Regions from separate parts of the Homo sapiens genome. Here region 2 is linked to region 1. Evidence: read pairs that join two places in POLR2A ChIA-PET (ENCODE). Cell type or tissue: OCI-LY7. All regions are shown on one strand. Each heading gives the region's core, and the rest is flanking DNA. Links, peaks and the distances in the headings are about the cores only. Region 1 overlaps CAMSAP3 (calmodulin regulated spectrin associated protein family member 3). Region 2 overlaps EVI5L (ecotropic viral integration site 5 like).

What was found. Peaks named below come from ENCODE experiments on the same cell type or tissue, not always from the same donor. Only the 100,000 strongest peaks of a DNase experiment are listed, where the experiment ranks them.
Region 2: POLR2A ChIA-PET joins it to region 1 with 5 read pairs; 6 of 35 experiments call an interaction of 5 or more read pairs at or near these places.

What each region holds. Positions count from the first base shown.
Region 1 is chr19:7,612,110-7,617,469 of GRCh38, forward strand. CAMSAP3 (calmodulin regulated spectrin associated protein family member 3) reads left to right here. Exons shown (of 17, transcript NM_020902.2): 11 at 1-1,054; 12 at 3,074-3,213; 13 at 3,309-3,610; 14 at 4,414-4,513; 15 at 5,217-5,329. MIR6792 (microRNA 6792) reads left to right here and starts at 5,330; the gene lies at 5,330-5,360. In OCI-LY7, for the core only: no CTCF peak of the experiment used is centred there; no DNase peak of the experiment used is centred there.
Region 2 is chr19:7,855,876-7,861,235 of GRCh38, forward strand. It overlaps EVI5L (ecotropic viral integration site 5 like), which reads left to right. Exons shown (of 20, transcript NM_001159944.3): 11 at 140-193; 12 at 1,217-1,249; 13 at 2,316-2,456; 14 at 4,686-4,814. Among named protein-coding and RNA genes, the nearest start is that of PRR36, 16 kb to the right of the region's middle. RefSeq lists an enhancer at 1,442-2,227. In OCI-LY7, for the core only: no CTCF peak of the experiment used is centred there; a DNase peak (open chromatin) is centred at 2,446; H3K4me3 peaks cover 274 bases.

The DNA of each region.
Region 1 (5,360 bases), core at 287-5,286:
ACCGCCAGCCCCATCCGAGGGGTCCCCGAAGGCGGTGGCTTCGTCCCCAGCAGCCACCAACTCCGAGGTGAAAATGACCAGCTTTGCAGAACGCAAGAAACAGCTGGTGAAGGCAGAGGCTGAGGCCGGAGCGGGGTCCCCCACGTCCACTCCGGCCCCGCCGGAGGCCCTGAGCTCGGAGATGAGTGAGCTCAGCGCCCGGCTGGAGGAGAAACGCAGAGCCATCGAGGCTCAGAAGCGACGGATTGAGGCCATATTCGCCAAGCACCGCCAGCGGCTGGGCAAAAGCGCCTTCCTGCAGGTGCAGCCGCGGGAAGCCTCTGGGGAGGCGGAAGCAGAGGCGGAGGAGGCCGATTCCGGTCCAGTCCCTGGTGGGGAGCGGCCCGCAGGCGAGGGCCAGGGTGAGCCAACCTCACGGCCCAAGGCAGTGACCTTCTCGCCAGACCTGGGCCCGGTGCCCCACGAGGGGCTGGGGGAATACAATCGAGCGGTCAGCAAGCTGAGTGCCGCCTTGAGCTCGCTGCAGCGGGACATGCAGAGGCTCACGGACCAGCAGCAGCGGCTCCTGGCCCCGCCCGAGGCCCCCGGATCCGCCCCACCACCTGCTGCGTGGGTCATCCCTGGCCCCACGACGGGGCCCAAAGCTGCATCCCCCAGCCCCGCCCGGCGAGTCCCGGCCACCCGGCGCAGCCCTGGGCCCGGGCCCAGCCAGTCACCCCGCAGCCCGAAACACACGCGGCCAGCGGAGCTGCGGCTGGCACCCTTGACCAGGGTGCTTACGCCACCCCACGACGTAGACAGCCTCCCCCACCTGCGCAAGTTCTCGCCGAGCCAGGTGCCCGTGCAGACGCGCTCTTCCATCCTCCTGGCGGAGGAGACGCCCCCCGAGGAGCCAGCCGCCCGGCCGGGCCTCATCGAGATCCCGCTGGGCAGCCTGGCAGATCCCGCCGCCGAGGACGAGGGAGACGGGAGCCCCGCTGGTGCTGAGGATTCCTTGGAGGAGGAGGCGTCTTCGGAGGGGGAGCCCCGGGTGGGGCTGGGGTTCTTCTACAAGGTGAGTCCCCGAGCAGGTGGCTGGAGGGTCCTGGGCCTGGGGCGGGGGCGGGTGGGGGCGGGGGGAGGTGGACAAACCCACTATTGGATGAATAGGGCTTTACTGAAGGATGGGTGGGCGGGTGGGGGATAGATGGGGAGCCAGGTATGAATGGACAGAACAGGTGTGAGTGGCTGGGTAAGGCCTCCATGGGTGGGAGAGGGGGGAAAGGGACATTTGCACGGTGGGGGGCAGGTATGTGGGGTGACAGGGGCCTCAGATGGGATTTGACCCTGTCTGTTGGGTAAGGACTTCCACAAGGGGCTGTGGGGGTGCAGTGGGGTGAGAGGTCCTCCCCCTGTGGCTTAATGAGTGAGGCCCTCGGGTATGTTTGGGGGTGAGGGGTTTCCAGTGGGGGCTGACCCAGTCATGTCCCTCCCAAACAAGGTATGGGTGGCCGGACAAGGGGGATAGATAGATGTGGGGAGGGGTGGAGAAACAGGGAGGAGTCATGGATAGACAGATGGATGAATGGCTGGTTGCATGGGTGGGTGGGTGATGGACAGATAGACGGACAGGACCAGGATCTTCAGCGCACCTCCTTGCTCATCCTCTCCTTCACCCCCTCGCCCCCAGCACGCTCCTACCACCCCTTTCCTGGCCCTGCCCTGTGTCCACTGTCTCTCCATTCCCATGGCTTTCCCAGCCGGGGACACCTAGGGTTACCTGACTGGCCTCTGCTGCCTGCCTCCATCCCGGGCCATTTTGCACTGAGTGGTCGGGGATTTTGACTGCTCCCCTTACCCTTGCTTTTAGAATGAAAGTCCTCCCCAGGGTGGCCGGGCGCAGTGGCTCATGCCTGTAATCCCAGCACTTTGGGAGGCCAAGGCAGGCGGATCATGAGGTCAGGAGATCGAGACCATCCTGGCTAACATGGTGAAACTCCGTCTCTACTAAAAATACAAAAAATTAGCTGGCGTGGTGGCGGGCGCATGTAGTCCCAGCTACTCAGGAGGCTGAGGCAGGAGAATGGCGTGAACCCAGGAGGTGGAGCTTGCAGTGGGCCTAGATCGTGCCACTGCACTCCAGCCTGGGCAACAGAGCGAGACTCCATCTCAAAAAAAAAAAAAAAAAAAAAAAAGTGAGCACAGCCCAAAGCCCTGGGGAGGACTTCCTTTTCATTTTTTTTTTTTGTTTTGTTTTCTTTTGTTTTTTGTTTTTTGAGACAGAGTCTCGCTCTGTGGCCCAGGCTGGAGTGCAGTGGCATGATCTCGGTTCACTGCAACCTCCACCTCCTGGGTTTAAGTGATTCTCTTGTCTCACCCTCCTGAGTAGCTGGGACTACAAGAGCATGCCACCACGCCCAGCTGATTTTTGCATTTTTAGTAGAGACAGGGTTTCTCCAGGCTGGTCTCGAACCCCTGACCTCAAGTGATCCACCTGCCTTGGCCTCCCAAACTGCTGGGATTACAGGTGTGAGCCACCGCGTCTGGCCTGTACTCACTTCTGACTTAGTCCTGCGCCACTGTCCTCAGCTCTGTGTCCCAGCCACACTGGCCCCCTTGTACTTCCGTGCCCCCCAGTAGGTTTGCTCCAGCCTCAGGGCCTCGGCACTAGCTGTCCCCTCTGCCTGGAACGCTCTGCTCTGTACGCCCACCTAGTTAAATCCTGATCATTCTACAGGGTACTTCCTCTGGGAAGCCTTCCTGGGTGTCTCCAGGCCAGGCCGGGGTCCTCCCGCAGTGTAGAGTGTCTGTGCCCAACACGAGCTTTTGCTGGCACTCACTGCTGTCTGCTGCTTTTGTCTTCCCCGTTGGGTTAAGCAGTGTGTGTGTGAGCGGCACCCAGTGTATCCCATCCCTGTTGTGTCCCAGTACTTAGTGTGGGGCTGTGCATACAGTAGGCACCAACTAAGTGCATTTAGAACAATGATGAAAACAAAAGCACAGGTGGGTGGCGGGCAGGCTGGGTGGAGGGAAGATGGGCCTCCAGCCATGTTGGGGGAGGGGGTGGCTGGCTGGACTCGGCGTCTGTCCCCAGGATGAAGACAAGCCTGAGGACGAGATGGCCCAAAAGCGGGCCAGCCTGCTGGAGCGGCAGCAGCGGCGAGCAGAGGAGGCGCGGCGGCGCAAGCAGTGGCAGGAGGTGGAGAAGGAACAGCGGAGGGAGGAGGCCGCGAGGTGAGGCCGGGCCTGCCCGGGACGCCCGCTCCTTGGCCTGTCTGCCACCGCGGACCCCGTGAGCGGTTCTGATGCCGATTCCCTGTGATCTGCAGGCTGGCCCAAGAGGAGGCCCCGGGCCCAGCCCCGCTTGTGTCCGCAGTCCCGATGGCGACTCCAGCCCCTGCTGCCCGGGCTCCAGCCGAGGAGGAGGTGGGCCCCCGGAAGGGGGACTTCACGCGGCAGGAGTACGAGCGCCGGGCCCAGCTGAAGCTGATGGACGACCTCGATAAGGTGCTGCGGCCCCGGGCTGCGGGGTCCGGGGGTCCAGGTCGGGGCGGGCGGAGGGCCACCCGGCCTCGCTCGGGTTGCTGTGACGACTCAGCCCTGGCACGAAGCCCAGCCCGCGGCCTGCTGGGTGAGGACCCTTGGGGGACGGGGCCTGCCCAGTGCCCTTTCCGGGGCTCACTGGGTGAGGCCCCCATGGGTAAGGGGGGAGGGGGAGGGAGATGTAAGCAGGGGTGCCGGGAGGGGGCGGGTATGTGGGGTGACAGGGGGCCTCAGGTGGGGTTGGACACTGTCTCTTGGGTAAAGACTTCCATAGGGGGCCGGGCGCGGTGGCTCACGCCTGTAATCCCAGCACTTTGGGAGGCTGAGGCGGGCGGATCACCTGAGGTCAGGAGTTTGAGACCAGCCTGGCCAACATGGTGAAAGCCCATCTCTATTAAAAATACAAAAATTAGCCGGGCATATGGCATGCCTGTAGTCCCAGCTACTTGGGAGACTGAGGCAGGAGAATCGCTTGAGCCTGGGAGGTGGAGGTTGCGGTGAGCCAAGATTGCACCACTGTACTCCAGCCTGGGCAACAGAGCGAGACTCCGTCTCAGAAATAAGACAAAAAAAAAAAAAAAAGACTTCCATAGGGATGTGGGGTGCAGTGGGATGAGGGGTCTTTCTTCTGTGGCTTCATGGATAGGAACCTTTGGGAGTATGTTTGGGGTGAGGCGTTGCCAGTAGGGGCTGACCCAGTGCTGCTCCCCACTTGCCTGCTGGGCAAAGCATCCTCCCTCATAGAGGGGTCCCCCCATAGGGGTGCTGCAGAGGGCCGAGGGGTCTTGGGCAGGACTGACTCCTCCTGTGTTCCCCCCACAGCCTGCTGGACCGGGTGTTGTGGAGGGCAGGGGCTTCTGGTGGGCACTGACCTGCAATCTCTGTCCCCAGGCTCTCGGCTGAGCAAAATCTATTCCCAGTCCACCCTGTCACTGTCCACTGTGGCCAACGAGGCCCACAATAACCTCGGGGTGAAGAGGCCCACGTCTCGGTGAGTTTAGCCCGCACAGGCGGGGTTCGTATGCCGGGTGGCTTCCCAGAGCCTGGGAGGTGTGTGGGCATCTGGGTGAACCTAGAGGGCGGTATGGCTCGAGTTTATGGATACGCCATGAAGAGATGGAGGGACGCGTGTGGGCACGTGTGCATGGGGCATAGTCTGTACCTGGCAGACAGGACTCAAGCATGTGCCTCAGTGCACTTGAGTGCCAGGTGTTCCTGTGGGAGGAGGACAGCACGGGGCACTGCATGGACTTGGGAGGGTGTGCAGTGTATACCGCCTCCTCTGCAGTGTGTGTGGCCCGCCTTTTTTTTTTTTTTTTTTTTTTTTGTTTTTTTGAGAGGGAGTCTTGCTGTGTCGCCCAGGCTGGAGTGCAGTGGCGCAATCTTGGCTCACGGCAACCTCCGCCCCCTGGGTGCAAGTGATTCTCGTGCCTCAGCCTCCTGAGTAGCTGGGGTTACCCGTGCCTGTAGAGACGGTGTTTCACCATGTTGGCCAGGCTGGCCTCGAACTCCCGACCTCAAGTGATCTGCCCGCTTTGGCCTCCCGAAGTGCTGGGATTACAGGCATGAGCCACGATGCCCAGCCGTGGCCCTTATTTTCCTTGGCCCCTCTGCACATAGGGAAGCTTCCCATCTCTGACCCCACCTCCATCCCATCCTGACCCCACCTCCATCCCATCCTTCTCCCACTGCAGGGCTCCCTCCCCGTCAGGTCTCATGTCCCCAAGCCGCCTGCCTGGAAGCCGCGAACGGGACTGGGAAAATGGCAGCAATGCCTCCTCCCCAGCGTCAGTGCCCGAGTACACAGGTAAGCAGGGGCTCTGGGTGATGTGAGGAGC
Region 2 (5,360 bases), core at 171-5,170, 240 kb after region 1:
AACGTAAGATGCTGGCTGTGCCCTGCCCGGAAAAGTGGCCTGGCCCTAAGGGGACTGACCCCGGCAGTGGGTAAATGAGGGGTGCATGTAGACAGGCGTGGGGGGCGGGCTATGACGTGATCTCCCCCCACCCCCATAGAGACTTCGGACGGAGAACCGGCTCCTGAAACAGCGGATTGAAACCCTAGAGAAGGTGAGGGGCGTGGCCACTGTGAGGACATGGTCGCCATGGGGTGTGACCCACCATGCGGGGCATGGCCGCTAACCTGGGGTGGACTCCTCCAAGTCTTCTCCTCTCTGGAGGACTAAGCAGCCCTACCTTCCTGCCCCAGGACCCGACCTGAACCCGATTTGGAGTGCCCTGCAACTGGGGGCGACTCGTATGGTGATTAATCCTGGAGTGGGGGCGAGTTACAACCCAGTGGCCTGCAGCCACGGGAATCCATTTGTGTTCTGTGCCCTCCCCGGCTGCACAGACGGGGAGGGGTGAGGAGGAGGGAGAACTGCCACTTTGATGGACGAGCCCCGTAATTGGGCCACAAGCCACCCCACCCTGTAATTTGGAAGTCTTGCCCTCAAAAGAAAGGAAAGGAAACCCAGTGGAGGAGAAGCGTGGCGCCATGGTGGGGAGCCACAGCCCGGACTCTGCTCCCCAACATGCTAAAGATGGGGGTGGAATTGGGGGCTCACTGAGCCCCAGCCCCGGGAGCCCCCAATTCCTGCTCCTCACTCGTCCTCACTTGACCCTCCACTGGCCACAGGAAGTGGGTTGGCAGCCGGATTTGGTTGCCCTCACCCCAAAGCCTTGTTCTGCCTTAAAATTACAACGCACCCCCTCCTCTCCCACTCTCCAGGAGGTCCGCACGAAGCCAAAAGTCCCCCTGCCCCCCACAGTTTTTCCAGCCAGCAGCGGCCCGGCTGACCCTGGAGGGTGGGACAGTGGGTTTCCCAGCCCTGCGGCCTCCCCCACAGCCGCGGGCACCCCCGACCTCCCCGCTCACACCGAACCCCTCTCCAGGACGGAGCTGGCTCTAGCTTTGGTCTTCCTCCGGGTCCTCTCCTGCTGGTTCTCTGGTCTTCCCTCCTCTCTCCCCCGCTTCTAGAGATAGTCCACTGCGTTAGTGACAAGTGGTTCTTGTCTGTCTCCCCTCTCCTGTCCCCGCGCCTTCCGCTCTGCCTCCTCCCCCTGTCGCTGGGAACCCCCTTCGCCGGGTAGGAGAGCGCTGCTCTGGCTGATAGGTTAATCCAGGTACTGTAGCTTTTTATCCCCTCTCCGGATTCCTTCCTGGCCCCTTCCCTGCACCCTGCACATGACAGCCAGTAACCGCCTCTTCCCTGCCATTCTGCGGGCAGGCCTGGCGCCATGCATGGAGCAGCTGGGGACCGCTTCTGGGGGACACAGAGGCTTCCCGGGGGGGCGGGGCATGTGAAGTGGGGAGAAGGGTGTGTGTGGAGGGGCTGTGAGTGCGTTTGGGTGTGAATGTCCACATGCATGTACAGAAAGCTTCCTCCGGGCGACACAGGGTGGGGACCCAGGAGGGCTGGGGAACCTAAAACCATATTCACATAAGGCCCTGGTGTGTGCAGTGCTGCGGTCACACACACACACAACACATGCACACACACACACGCACACACACGCCCGGCCCTCACGCTGCTGCTCTCTGCTCCTACCTGCAATGCCTGCTACCACCTTCTCTAGCTCACCTGCTCCTGCTGCCACCTCATCTTGAATGGCTTTATCTGGAAGCTGCCACCCGCCACCTGGTGGCTTTGAGCCTGGAATGGGGGGCCCAAGTTGGGTAGGGGACAAAGATGAGGTGGGGGAAAAAAGGGGGTCTTAGCTCCAGGCAGGTGGAGGCCCCAGAGCCCAGGACTAGAGAAGATGCCGCTGGGAGAGGTGAATGCCCTGGGGAGCCCAGCCCTCTCCTGCCGGGGCCTCAGCTGTCCCCAGATCCTCACCCTCACCGGCAGAGTCTGGCATGAATAGGCACAGGTGGCCTCGCTGTGCCCCTGGATAAGGATCCCAACTGGGGCAGAGACTGAGAGCCAGAGTGGGGAAGGAGATGGAGCTTTCCAAGCCCAGGGCTAGCTCTGTTCCTCCCGGGCTCCTCCAGGTGTCCTATTCCTGCCTGTCACCCACCCACGTCCCCAGGCCCAGTGGGACGCTCATCCCAGGCTCTGAGTACGGGAGGCCCCCACCTCACTTCCCCCCACCTCCACTCTCTGGGCCTCCCCCTGTGGCGGGAGGCAGGGCCTTGGGTGGGAGCCGAGGGTCACGGCCTCCCCCTGCCCCCTGTCCTCGCTGTTCTCAGGGGCAAGTGACACGGGCGCAGGAGGCGGAGGAGAACTACGTCATCAAGCGGGAGCTGGCGGTGGTGCGGCAGCAGTGCAGCTCGGCGGCCGAGGACCTGCAGAAGGCACAGAGCACCATCCGGCAGCTACAGGAGCAGCAGGTAGGGGCGGGTGTGCGGGGCTGCTGGGCGGGGCCATGACCCGCGCCCCCGCCCCCGCCCAACGGTTTTCTTTCAGGGCTCATAATCTGCCCCGCCTCAGCACCTGGCCCTCCTGTTCCTTTCTGGGGTAAGGGGAACCCAGAGACAAGCGCAGATTCTCCCCCAGCAGCTCCACATTCTGAGACATCCTGATATCCATTTCTTGCCACCTCATAGTGTGTCTGCAGTATCTGACTTCCCAACCCCCAGCCTCAGCACGGAGGCCTCTGAAGACCGGGCTGTCCCTGCAGGGTTTCCTCTGTGTCACAGGCAGCAGACAGGGCTGTGACTCCTTACGGAGGCTCTTGCCTGTCCCCAGGGTCTGAAGGATTGTTAGGTGTCCCTGGGGGGCCAGCCATGGAGAATGGGAGCAGGGCAGTCCGGGACTGTTTGGGGAGCTCTGAGCCAGCAGGGTGGGGCTGAGGGGGCACCTTGAGTGTCTTGAGGGCCATGAACTTTGGGTCCCATGATGGGCAGGCCCATGAGTGGGGCCCCACCCCAAGATTTTCTTCTCCTGAAAGCTTTTAGAACTTAACTGCGACCTGGTGCAGTGGCTCACGCCTTAATCTCAGCACTTTGGGAGGCTGAGGCAGGTGGATCACCTGAGGTTAGGAGTTCGAGACCAGCCTGGCCAACATGATGAAGCCCCATCTCTAATAAAAATACAAAAATAAGCTGGGTATGGTGGTGCGCACCTGTAGTCCCAGCTACTCAGGAGGCTGAGGCAGGAGAATCACTTGAACCCGGGAGGTGGAGGTTGCAGTGAGCCAAGATGGCACCACCGCACTCCAGCCTGGGTGACAGAGCAAGACTCCATCTCAAAAAAAAAAAAAAAAAAAACTTAACTGCAGCTGCACTCAGCAGTTGGCCTTCCTGATCGCAGGGACCCCCAGTGGCTGCAGTCCTAAGCCCTGCAGGCCACAGGGACACATGCCCTGGAGGGGCCGGGAGCGACGCTGTAGGTCCCGCTGCCATCCTGGCCTGACCCAGCAGGGCCTGGCAGTGGGGTGTAGGTTGGAGAAACCATGGAGTGCTTGAGAAAGAAGAGCCATCCAATACAGAGGTGCCCCCTCCGCCCCCAGGCCCAGAGACTGTGGCTCAAGCCTTGGCCCAGGGATTCTAGCGGATCCACTGCTCCTGGGGAGAAGGAGAGCTTCACTGTTTCTCACTTGTCCCCATGAACCACATCCGTATGATGCTGGCGTTGTGGCCCTCAGAGTCTGTGAGCACTCTTGTCCCACCTTGCTCTGAGGCAGCATGGACATTAGGGAAACTGAGGCTGGGCTCATCCCACCCACTGCATGAGGCCGCCTTTCAGGCTCGTTAGAGAGACTCCACCAGCCACCCCTGAGCTCCAACCTTGGGGGGATGCAGAGATCGGGGAGGCCCAAGGCCACCTCCTCAGGCCCAAAGGGAGGCCACTGCAGGCAAGATGAGGTGGCCCAGAGGAGCCACATGGGGCCTGGAGGCCATCTGGGCCGAGGCAGAGCCACCGTCACACGTGGATCTCAGAGACCCACAGGAAGAGGATGGTGGCTGGGAGGGCTGAGGCAGTCCCCCAGAGAACTGTCCTGCCAGGCCACAAGGTCAGTGAGAGGGAGCCCGGCTCCCACCCCAGGGACCAGGTGTCCTTTTTCAGGTCCAGGTGGCAGTGTCCATCACTCCAGGGGCCCCCACTGGGGAACTTCTGAGAAGCCAGGGCATGGAGCAAGAGGGTGATACCCACAAACTCTTTCCTCATCCTTCCCTGATTTGAAATGGAGGGTGGGATGCAGAGGAGAGAGGTGGAAAGACAGGTGCACAGCCCCAGGCCTCTCCCCCACCCCCTGCCTCGCCCACCATGTGGCTGGAACGGTGACCACCCAGCAAGAACCCATCTCCCACCCTCACCAGTGATCCCGGAAAACCAGTCACTGGGGTCCCGCGGGGCATCCGAAGGCCAAGGCAAGTCACCTTTCAGAATGTCCCCTCTGTGCAGCCTTTCCAGGAAGGAAGCTGGACCGGGCCAGCTGCATGGATGCCAGGACCTCTAGGCCCTGAGCATCAGGGGGTCCAGCCCAGGACACCCCAAGCCTGGGCCCCTCTCCCTGCTGAAGGGCTCTGGGGAGGCGGGGAGAAGCCAGCAGGCATGGAGGCTGCCCATCCCCCAGCCATGGCCTGGGGCCCCACGCAGCTCTCTGCCTCCCCCAGGAGAACCCCCGCCTCACAGAAGACTTCGTGTCCCACCTGGAGACCGAGCTGGAGCAGTCGAGGCTGCGGGAGACGGAGACACTGGGGGCCCTTCGGGAGATGCAGGACAAGGTTCTCGACATGGAAAAGGTGCAATGGGGAGGCAGACGGGCAGGTGTCGGGGGGACCCTGGGGCACAGGAGGGGTCCTGGATAAGCTTTGGGAGTGACCCCAGGTCAGAATCCCCCACCCCCATGCACACACAACCATACATATGCACACACACAGCACAACCCCACGCGGGGCATGCCCACGCTCCTGTATGAGGCAAACTCCAGCAGCGTGGCAGCTTCTATGAGCTTCCCGGATACCTGCATCCCACCTGTGTGTGTTTCCCCCAGTACTGGGTTCCAGGAAGGAAGGGAGGAGAGAGGGGGATGGGGGAGGGGGACAGGAAGGAGAGAAAGGAAGGCCCAGGCCCATTGTGGCTGCCTCCCTACACATTCCCATGCAGACACCATCCCAGGGCTTCTGGGTTCCTCCCCAACTGCTCTCTGACTTGGCATCGACTCCACTCTCCCACGGAGCTCCCAGAGGAAGGAAAGCACCCAGGGACCCATTCACACATTCAGCAGGAGCCATTCCCCACCCCCTCGAGCCTGCACTATTTTGGGAGTCCTCCCAAATGGAGGACTG